2 separate regions of the Homo sapiens genome follow, and region 1 is linked to region 2. A link is an interaction called in ENCODE POLR2A ChIA-PET data of the cell type or tissue named here. Cell type or tissue: PC-9. All regions are shown on one strand. Each heading gives the region's core, and the rest is flanking DNA. Links, peaks and the distances in the headings are about the cores only.

The links. Peaks named below come from ENCODE experiments on the same cell type or tissue, not always from the same donor. Only the 100,000 strongest peaks of a DNase experiment are listed, where the experiment ranks them.
Region 1: POLR2A ChIA-PET joins it to region 2 with 5 read pairs; 2 of 35 experiments call an interaction of 5 or more read pairs at or near these places.

The regions. Positions count from the first base shown.
Region 1 is chr3:86,827,140-86,831,550 of GRCh38, reverse strand. No RefSeq gene overlaps it. Among named protein-coding and RNA genes, the nearest start is that of VGLL3, 160 kb to the left of the region's middle. In PC-9, for the core only: no CTCF peak of the experiment used is centred there; no DNase peak of the experiment used is centred there.
Region 2 is chr3:87,074,977-87,079,387 of GRCh38, reverse strand. No RefSeq gene overlaps it. Among named protein-coding and RNA genes, the nearest start is that of LINC00506, 12 kb to the left of the region's middle. In PC-9, for the core only: no CTCF peak of the experiment used is centred there; a DNase peak (open chromatin) is centred at 2,227.

The DNA of each region.
Region 1 (4,411 bases), core at 218-4,217, 250 kb after region 2:
ATTTCAGTATGTATCAGAAATTAAGCACACGTAACTAAATACGAATGCCTGACAGAGACTCAAGCTGGTGTTATGTAGTTGGTATTGTTAAACTAGATCTAACATAACTCCAGTCAGATGGAAAGTCAGCAAAATGCATGTCATAATATTTTCCTTTCTCTGGAATTAACATTATAATTTTCAGTAGCATATTTAACAAATGAAAGCAAGTGAAACAGTTTTAATTACTTGATTGGCTATTACAGGAATGGCAATGTTTTAATTAACTTCTAAATCTGTAATTTTCTTCCAATGTATTCATCTGTCGCAGTAGCTCCTAAGAAATATCTGCCCTTATAAAAAATAAAACTCACAGAATTTTGAAATATTTTTAAAAACACTACATGTTACTTATAATAATTTTTTAAAAACTATATTGAGTTCTAGGTTTATAAGACATAAGAACACCAGTGATTGATAATAATACCAAAGGAAAAATATATATATATATAAATATTGAGTTTGAACACAACCCTCCAAAATATATGGCTCTTAATTATTTAAAAGCATTATACTCTGTTGACTTTTACTATAACTCTATGAAGATTACACTTAAAAAATACCAGTCTTGTTTTTTCTGGCTACAAAAAGTTAAAAAAAAAAAAAAGAAGAGCTGCCATTATGTTTCTGCTGGCTTTTCTAAGTTTGCCAGATAAATGTCTCAACTGAAAGCTGCAACTGTGATTTATTGGGTTTGAAATATAGAACATATCTTTCCTGTTGGAATTTTAAATATCTTATTAAGCAATGGTAAGGTCTATTCAGTGCTTAATCAAAACAAACCACAAAATAAGTATGTGTGTACTTAGCTTTCCCTCAGAAACCACCAGCTGATGGAGATGGAGAAAGGAAATATTTTTACATTCTCGAATTGTCTTATTTATCTTTCCAGCAGTGTTTCCATACATTCAGATATATATGTATATTTACAACAGCAACTTATAGTAGCAGATACCTGTATCATAAAATATCTGACCAAATAGCCTATGATTGTCCTCAATAAAATGAAGACTGTGGGCCTCAATTATTTTTGAAAAAAATGCCTAAAAGAAGGTGACATATGTTTAACTTACTTTTCACTAATGTTTTGCAATGAATTCTTCAAATTTTATTAATGGAAAAATGTTTTACTGCTTCCGCAAAAATCCATTGTGGGTATTTTAGATGTTTGGAAAATATTCCTGCTTCTTGTATTTTTAAATGAAATGTAGCCACTTAAAAATATGTATTCCACTTCTAATCGTTTTCCCCTTCTCTGTGGCAACAATGGTGTTAAATTATGTGAGGGGGAATGCATTTCAAAATGATGGTATTTAGACTAATTAATCTATTGGAAGAAAAATGGGCAACCAAGAAAATATGATAGAAACATCATTATAATATTAAATACAATAAAGTAAGAACTTTTTGTAGCATACTGAAATATAGATGGGACTGAATAAAAATGGACATTCTGTTCAAAAAGGCCATGAGCAACACCGGAATGGTAAGTACAGAATTACAATCACCTTTATGTCAATTAAAGAGTTTAACTACAACTGGCTATTTAATTGGTCTGGTTGTAACACCGCTGTTACCTCCCTCAGGATATGCAGAATTTGATAAATGGAAATTCAGAGCTTTTATTAAATTTTAATTGTATTTTATTAAGGCACAGATGAAAGACATTTTTGTGGTTTTATTATTATCATGATAATTTTCCAAGAGAAGGTCTTTAATGGTTTAAATACTAATTATTCAAAGATATATTAAGCTCTACAGAAAGAAAAATGGTTGCTCGGAGCGTTGGACATGCTGAGGAATAAAAGATAACATTTGATAACAACAACTCATGCTGATCCTTTAAAAAGAAAAACAGTTGGATTAAAAAAATCTGCATTTTATGAAAAGCCAAAAGAATAAATAAAATTATAACAAAGACAAATAAATATTCATTCATTCATTTAACAAAGTTTATTAATTGCCTGCTCTATGTACCAGAAACTTTTAATCACTGGGTATATAAAGTCAAATTACACATGGTTCTGCCCTTCAGGGGGGTAACTAGGAGGCTGAGAAACATGAATCAACAGTAATAGAGGCCACTGGTGTAAAATCTTAGAGTTCTGCAGAATTCCAAACAGAAAGACATCAAACAAAAGCTGATGTAGGCATGGGAGGCACATAGGGAAGTTTCTCAGAAACAGATACATTTAAACTGAATTTTGAGGCAGTAGGAGGTAGTTACATGTCAATGGGGCAAGAGTATCCCAGGTGCAATATAATATAGCAGTGAACTAGCAGGACCTGGGGAAGTAGAAAGGGCCAGACAACACAAGATCTTATTTGTGAAACTCAGAAGTTTGAAATTTATTCTAAACTTTAGGAGGAGCTACTGGAATCTCTCCCTACTCCTGTCAACCGAGGTAAAGTTTTTATATCGTAAAGTTACTCACTGTAGGATTCTTAGTATGCCAAGGACACAGTGAGATTTGCATTTTAGAAAGCCTGTTTTGGCAGCAGTATGGGGAATAAACCAACAACCACCTGTCTTTGCATCATTCATCTTCACGTACCAGATGTCTCAGCAACTTTTGTTGCTTACCAAATATCTATGTGTTCCCACACTTTTCCTAGCCCCCTTCAGTTAGGCAAGGCCATGTGACTAATTCTGGTCAATGGACTGTATCAAAGGATATAATATTTGGCAAGAATACCTCCAGCTTTCTTTCCTCCCTTGGATACAAACATAGAACCATGTGCTCTGTATGGTGCAGCCTCAATATGGGAAAGTCTTTGTTAGTCTGACTCCTTCAACGGGTGTGGGAAGCAGTGTCTACCTAACACCTCCTCTGACCACCACCCACATAGGTGGGTGAGTTAAAATGTGAGTTAAACAAAAGAATCACTTGTTCTTCTAATGTATTCCAACTTAGGTGAAATAATTTTATTTTCTGCCCTTCTTTATCCAATCACTCCCATGATTACATACTAGTTTTGTGTGATCAATCACCAGTAATCTCAATTTCAAGTATCTTCCTCTCTGACTCTTATCTCCTGTTTTCCTGGCCAAGTCCATATAACTTGTGAATTCACACTATTTCTCAATTTCATTGAGAATACAATCTATTGATCTAAATTTTCACTATCTCTCACTCCCCTCATGTCCTCACCTTCTTACCTCACTACATCCTGTGGCCATCACTGTGATCACTCCGTTGCAAATTCTGTTAACTCATTTGTCTCTTTTTTGCTTTTGAATGCTCTCTTGGCAAAACCTCAAACCTGGTGGAAATCAACTCTGCCATCTGTGCACCTGAACCTTTGCTAATGAGTGTAGCTGGAACAAAACACCCTAGCATCCGGATTGCTCTCACTTTTAACTTATGACTTCGAAATTTATACATTTTCTTTGCCAATTGGTTCTCCTACTACTTTTAATTTGTATCTTAAACTTTCTTTTCTCAAATCACCAGCAAAACATCACTAAACTCACTAACCTTGTTTAAGAAACCTTTCTTTAAGAAAATTGCTTAGCTCTCACAAGAGGAAAAAACCGCCTAAGTTGTCACCACAGTGAAAAGTAAGTTACTACTTACAGATGTTCCACATACTCTGTTTTCTCTCCTGTAACTGTAGGTAGGCTATCTGTAATCCTTTCTTAGGTTAAGTAAGAATCACTTTTGCATGTGATTAAAACCCTCCTTGCTGGCCGGGCGCGGTGGCTCACCCCTGTAATACCAGCATTTCGGCAGGCCGAGGATGGCAGATCGCCTGAGGTCAGGAGTTCAAGACCAGCCTGGCCAACATGGTGAAACCCGTCTCTACTAAAAATATAAAAATTAGCCAGGCATGGTGGCAGTTGCCTGTAATCCCAGCTACTCCGGAGGCTGAGGCAGAAGAATGGCTTGAGCCTGGGAGGTGGAGGTTGCAGCGAGCCCAGATTGTGCCACTGCACTCCAGCCTGGGCGAATGAGCAGGACTCTATCTCAAAAACAAACAAACAAACAAACAAACAAAAAACCCTCCTTGTTTATGAACATAGCTCTAGAAATTCTCCCAACTTTATGGAACAACCAAATTTTCTCTCTTTATTAAATCATTCTTGCTAACAGGCAAAGATATATCAATTTTAAAAGTCTTTTCTTGACTTACTGCTCCACCTCTGCCCCTCTTTACAGCAAATCTTCTCCAAAATGTATTTATGCTATTTCTCTCCAATTCCCCTCCTTCCATTGTTTCTTAATTCAGTCCAAATAGCTTTTACCTCATTATTCTCTTGAAATTCTTCTTGCCTCCAATGAGATTCATGTTGCTAAACAATTCTCAGGTTTTATATTTTCTGACAACTGTCAATTCTCATGTTTATTTCCACAGCCTGAATTGATCTCCT
Region 2 (4,411 bases), core at 149-4,148:
AGCCTCCTGAGTAGCTGGGACTACAGGCGCCCGCCACCGCGCCCGGCTAATTTTTTGTATTTTTTTAGTAGAGACGGGGTTTCACCCCGTTAGCCAGGATGGTCTCGATCTTTACACTCTTGTTAAAAATCTTGTAGAAAAGCACGCAGTAAATTCGTATAATAAAAGACAACTCATGATTTTTAAGAGTATAGAAAAATAAAAAGGGGATTTTAAAAAAAAATTAGAGTTTGCTTTACTGAATTGTTAATAAGGACAAAAATAGAGCTCATATTTCATCCATTCTTAGTATGTGCATTTTTTTTGTTAGTTGGGACTGCAAAATGACAACTTGCTGACTGGTAGTTCAATGTAATATGTTATTTACTTTATTATTCCGAATTCTAATCGGTTATGTGAGAACTCTGTGGAGGAAAAATTCTTGTTGCTGTTGGTGAAGGATTTTAAATCATTCATTTAAACAAGAAGTGCCTATGATTGTAGAGCTAAAGCAAAAATGTGAAATGTTTTGTCAGAAATATCTTTTTGATAAAGATTATTCCTTTCGTGTTTCTGTAACCTGTCAGTTCTTTATACTTTTACATGATTCCTACCCAACTGAGAATACATGGTCAACTATTCCAACATTGTCTGCTCTTATATCCTCTTTGATTTTTCTGTGAATATCTTGAAAATATCCAGTCTGGATTGCTGTCACCCTTTATTCTGTCCTTTAGATAAGAAGTATTACCACAGCATATTAATATAGCCTCCCAAATAGATCCACTGGAATCTCATATTCTCTGATCACAGATGGGTTCTCCTTATCAGTATGGCCCATTTATTTCTGTTTAACTCCAATCTATTACCCAAACTAATCTTTGCCAGATGTGTTCATTGAACCCAAGCCCCTTACTCTTTCCTTCCCATTTCTGCTTCTGTTACTCCTCTCACTCCATTGGTTTTTACATTTTTATCAGAAATCTTTCAGGGTATGTTTCACTATCAACCATTTTCTCTTTAATAACTATAATTTGGCTTCCACATATTTCATGGCAAGTGAGAGGCAGCATAAGATAGAAACTTTACCTGGATATTAACTGTAGCCCCACCCTCTCTGGCTCAGGCTTTTGGGCCCTAAATCATCTCATGTATAGAATAATAGTAGTAAAAATGCACTTCATGGTTTGTTGTGAGAGTGAAATCAGATATAGCATGTAGAGGATCTATCATATGGCTGATAGGCACAAGGTGTACAATAAATATTAAATTCTTTCTTTTTCCCCTGTTGGGTAATACATGTTTTGTTTCTTTTCTTACTAGTCTAAGCTTGTATCTCCTTTGTGGATTTCCTCTCTCGCCTCAATGTTTTTCTTATAATCTTCATCTCTTCATTGTTTTCTATAATAATTTTACTTGCCAAAACTTCACACCTCATTTTATGCATATCTACCCCAATTATATATTTTTGATTTATCAAACTTTGAGTTTGAAAGTAGTCTTATTGATCATCTAATTAAACTTTAGTATTTTGATGAGAGACCCAAGTTTCGGAAGCATTAAGGTACTTTTCCAGAAACACAAGAATCAGTGACAATAGAACTTCCATCTTTTGACTTTTGGACAACTGATCTGCCAGTTCTTTCTCCAAAGCTCAATGTTTCATTTGAATCAACTGTTCATACTGCAGGAATCTTACATTTTTCACAATTATCAAAGAGTTTTTCACACCTATTATCTCAGCATCTCCAATTTTCACTTGAGCATACTGAAGCTCAGTAAATGTAAATACTTTCTCAGGTTGTATGATTAGTTGCGACAGAGCAAGGATTAGATTCCAGCCTTTGACTTTGTTCCTATAAAGTCCAGGTACTTCATTTGCAAGAACTTAGGCCTAAGATCTCCGCTTCATACTTGTCATGCCTTTTACATGGTTTAGTCATTGTTCTCAACACTGAGAAAATTATTTCTTACTACTACTCTCCTTGGCTGTAAATTTAAAAGATTACACCAAAATCACATGTAAATGTGTTATTAAAATACTTTAAGAGGCTTCTGATTATAATGCATTATTCTCTATACATGAGCACAAATATACTATTTTTCATTTCATTAGTAATCACTTTGTATAATATATACCATGTCAATTTATTCTAAGTGAAAGGAAGCATGTTATTCCTTTTTTTTTTCTTTTGCCGAGATTCCTTTGCAGGCAATGTAAACAATGAGTTGCTATGTGGTAAATCTTCTCAGGGATGACTCAACTACCCAATTCCCAGACACTCTCATGTAGCACTCAGATATATCATAATGTGAAGGAATGGCAAAGATATCTCTACACAAGCTGTTATAAGGTGGCACGAACGAAATATAGCTAACCATGGGGACTATATTGGGATGGTTTATGACTAGAAGGAGGTTGTAAAAATTATAAGTAGCAGAACCTGTTTGCATTGGAATAGACAAGCTAGCTTCAACAAAAAATGTCTTTAATATAAATATACCTAAGAGTAATATGACATTCATTAGCATCGTGTTCTCCAAATACACCTGCTATTATGTTCAGGGTGAAAGCTTAGAGTCATTTTATTTGAAAATATTTTTATTCTCTCCAAACTAAAGTTGTATGTATTATATTCCCTATCATTTACATTTCAATAAACATGATAAAATATTACATAACTTGAGATCATTTTCTCAGGTAGATTATTATACATATGCACATAAAATAATATATGATAATAAATATAATTTTGTCATTAATGTATTACTTATGATTTTAACTAAATAATTTATATATTTGACATATAATTTATATAATTTACTCCAAATAAGTATTGATTCATTATTGATGTACTTATATACTTTATTATTACTATAATAATTAGTATATATTATAATATACTACTAATAGTAATATACTATTACTATAATATTATAGTAATAATTATACTATATTCATTTATGTATTTATGAAATATATAATCTAACTATTTACAATCAGGAAAATTATTCTAACATGGAATATGGGATTTGTCAAGAAAGTAATAGCATTCAATTTCACATATTAATTACACAGACACCTACATAATGTGTTATGCTTGCCGATGAAGCAAACATGATATTAAACCACATTAATAAATGCATTCAAAGTTTTAAATAAGGTAGGCAATAGTGTCACTCTATACAGCACATAGACCATGTCTAGGTCGTATTGTCTCCAGAAACCACAGTTTTAAAGAAACATTGAGAAAATTGTAATGACTTCTGGGAAAAGCAATGAGAATAAGATATTTTCTTATTAGAAGTGATGGATGGAATGGAAAATATTAAGCCTAAGCAAAAATTAATTCTATGGTGGGTGGGCAGGGAGGAGACAGGATTGAGAACATACTGGGTATAGTTAGCTTCAGAGATATTAAAGGCATAACATGAAACGAGAAATTAACCTTATTTGTATAGCTCTAGAAGACAGATTAGGATCACAGGAGTTTTGGATCATCTTAGGAAGTCAGACTTCAGCTCAATCATATAAAGATGCTTTTGACAATTAGTGATGCCTAAAAAAGAATAGGCTCCATATGAAATTACTAGTTTTTTATTGTTGATTGTTTTAGACAGAGTTTTTTATACAACATGGACTAGGGTGCAGGAGAGGATCAACATGTACTGGATTTAAATTTAGTGTAATAAACTTTTAAAGAAGGTGATCATATGCCTTATAATCCCAACAGGACACATTTAAGAATGAAAGAGGACACTAATAATATGCACATTGGAGCTGAGGGTAGTGGGTCATGCCTGTAATCCCAGCAGTTTGGAAGGCTGAGGCAGGCTGATTGCTTGAGCTCAGGAGTTTGACACCAGCCTGGGTAACATGGCAACACCCTGTCTCTACAAAAAAATAAAAATAAATTTAAAAATTAGCCGAGCATGGTGGTGAGCACCGAGCATGGTCCCAGCTACTCTGGAGGCTGAGGTGAGAGGATCACTTAAGTCCCAGAGGCAGAGGTTGCAATGGGCCACGATTGTGCCATTGCACTTCAGCCTGGGTGAAAGAGTGAGAACCTGTCTCAATAATAATAATAATTAATAACAATAATAAAGCAGGTTGGGACAAGAGTCCTATACAGTAACTGTCTCTGAAAAACTGTTACTCTAAGGCAAATTCTGAATCAATGATTTCATAAATCATGGAATTCATAATCTTGATAATGATAATGATGATGTTGATGATAAAAACATTTTAATAGAACTTCTTATATGTCAGAAAATGTATTAAATTATTTACATGTGACATAAGCAGTATTATTATCTACATTTTGTAGATAAGGATAACTGCAGTTCAATTTCCTGGATTTATCCAAGGTCTTACAGCTGGTAAGAAATGAAACGAACTGGTAAAAGATAAAGCCAGGTTTCCAATCCAGGC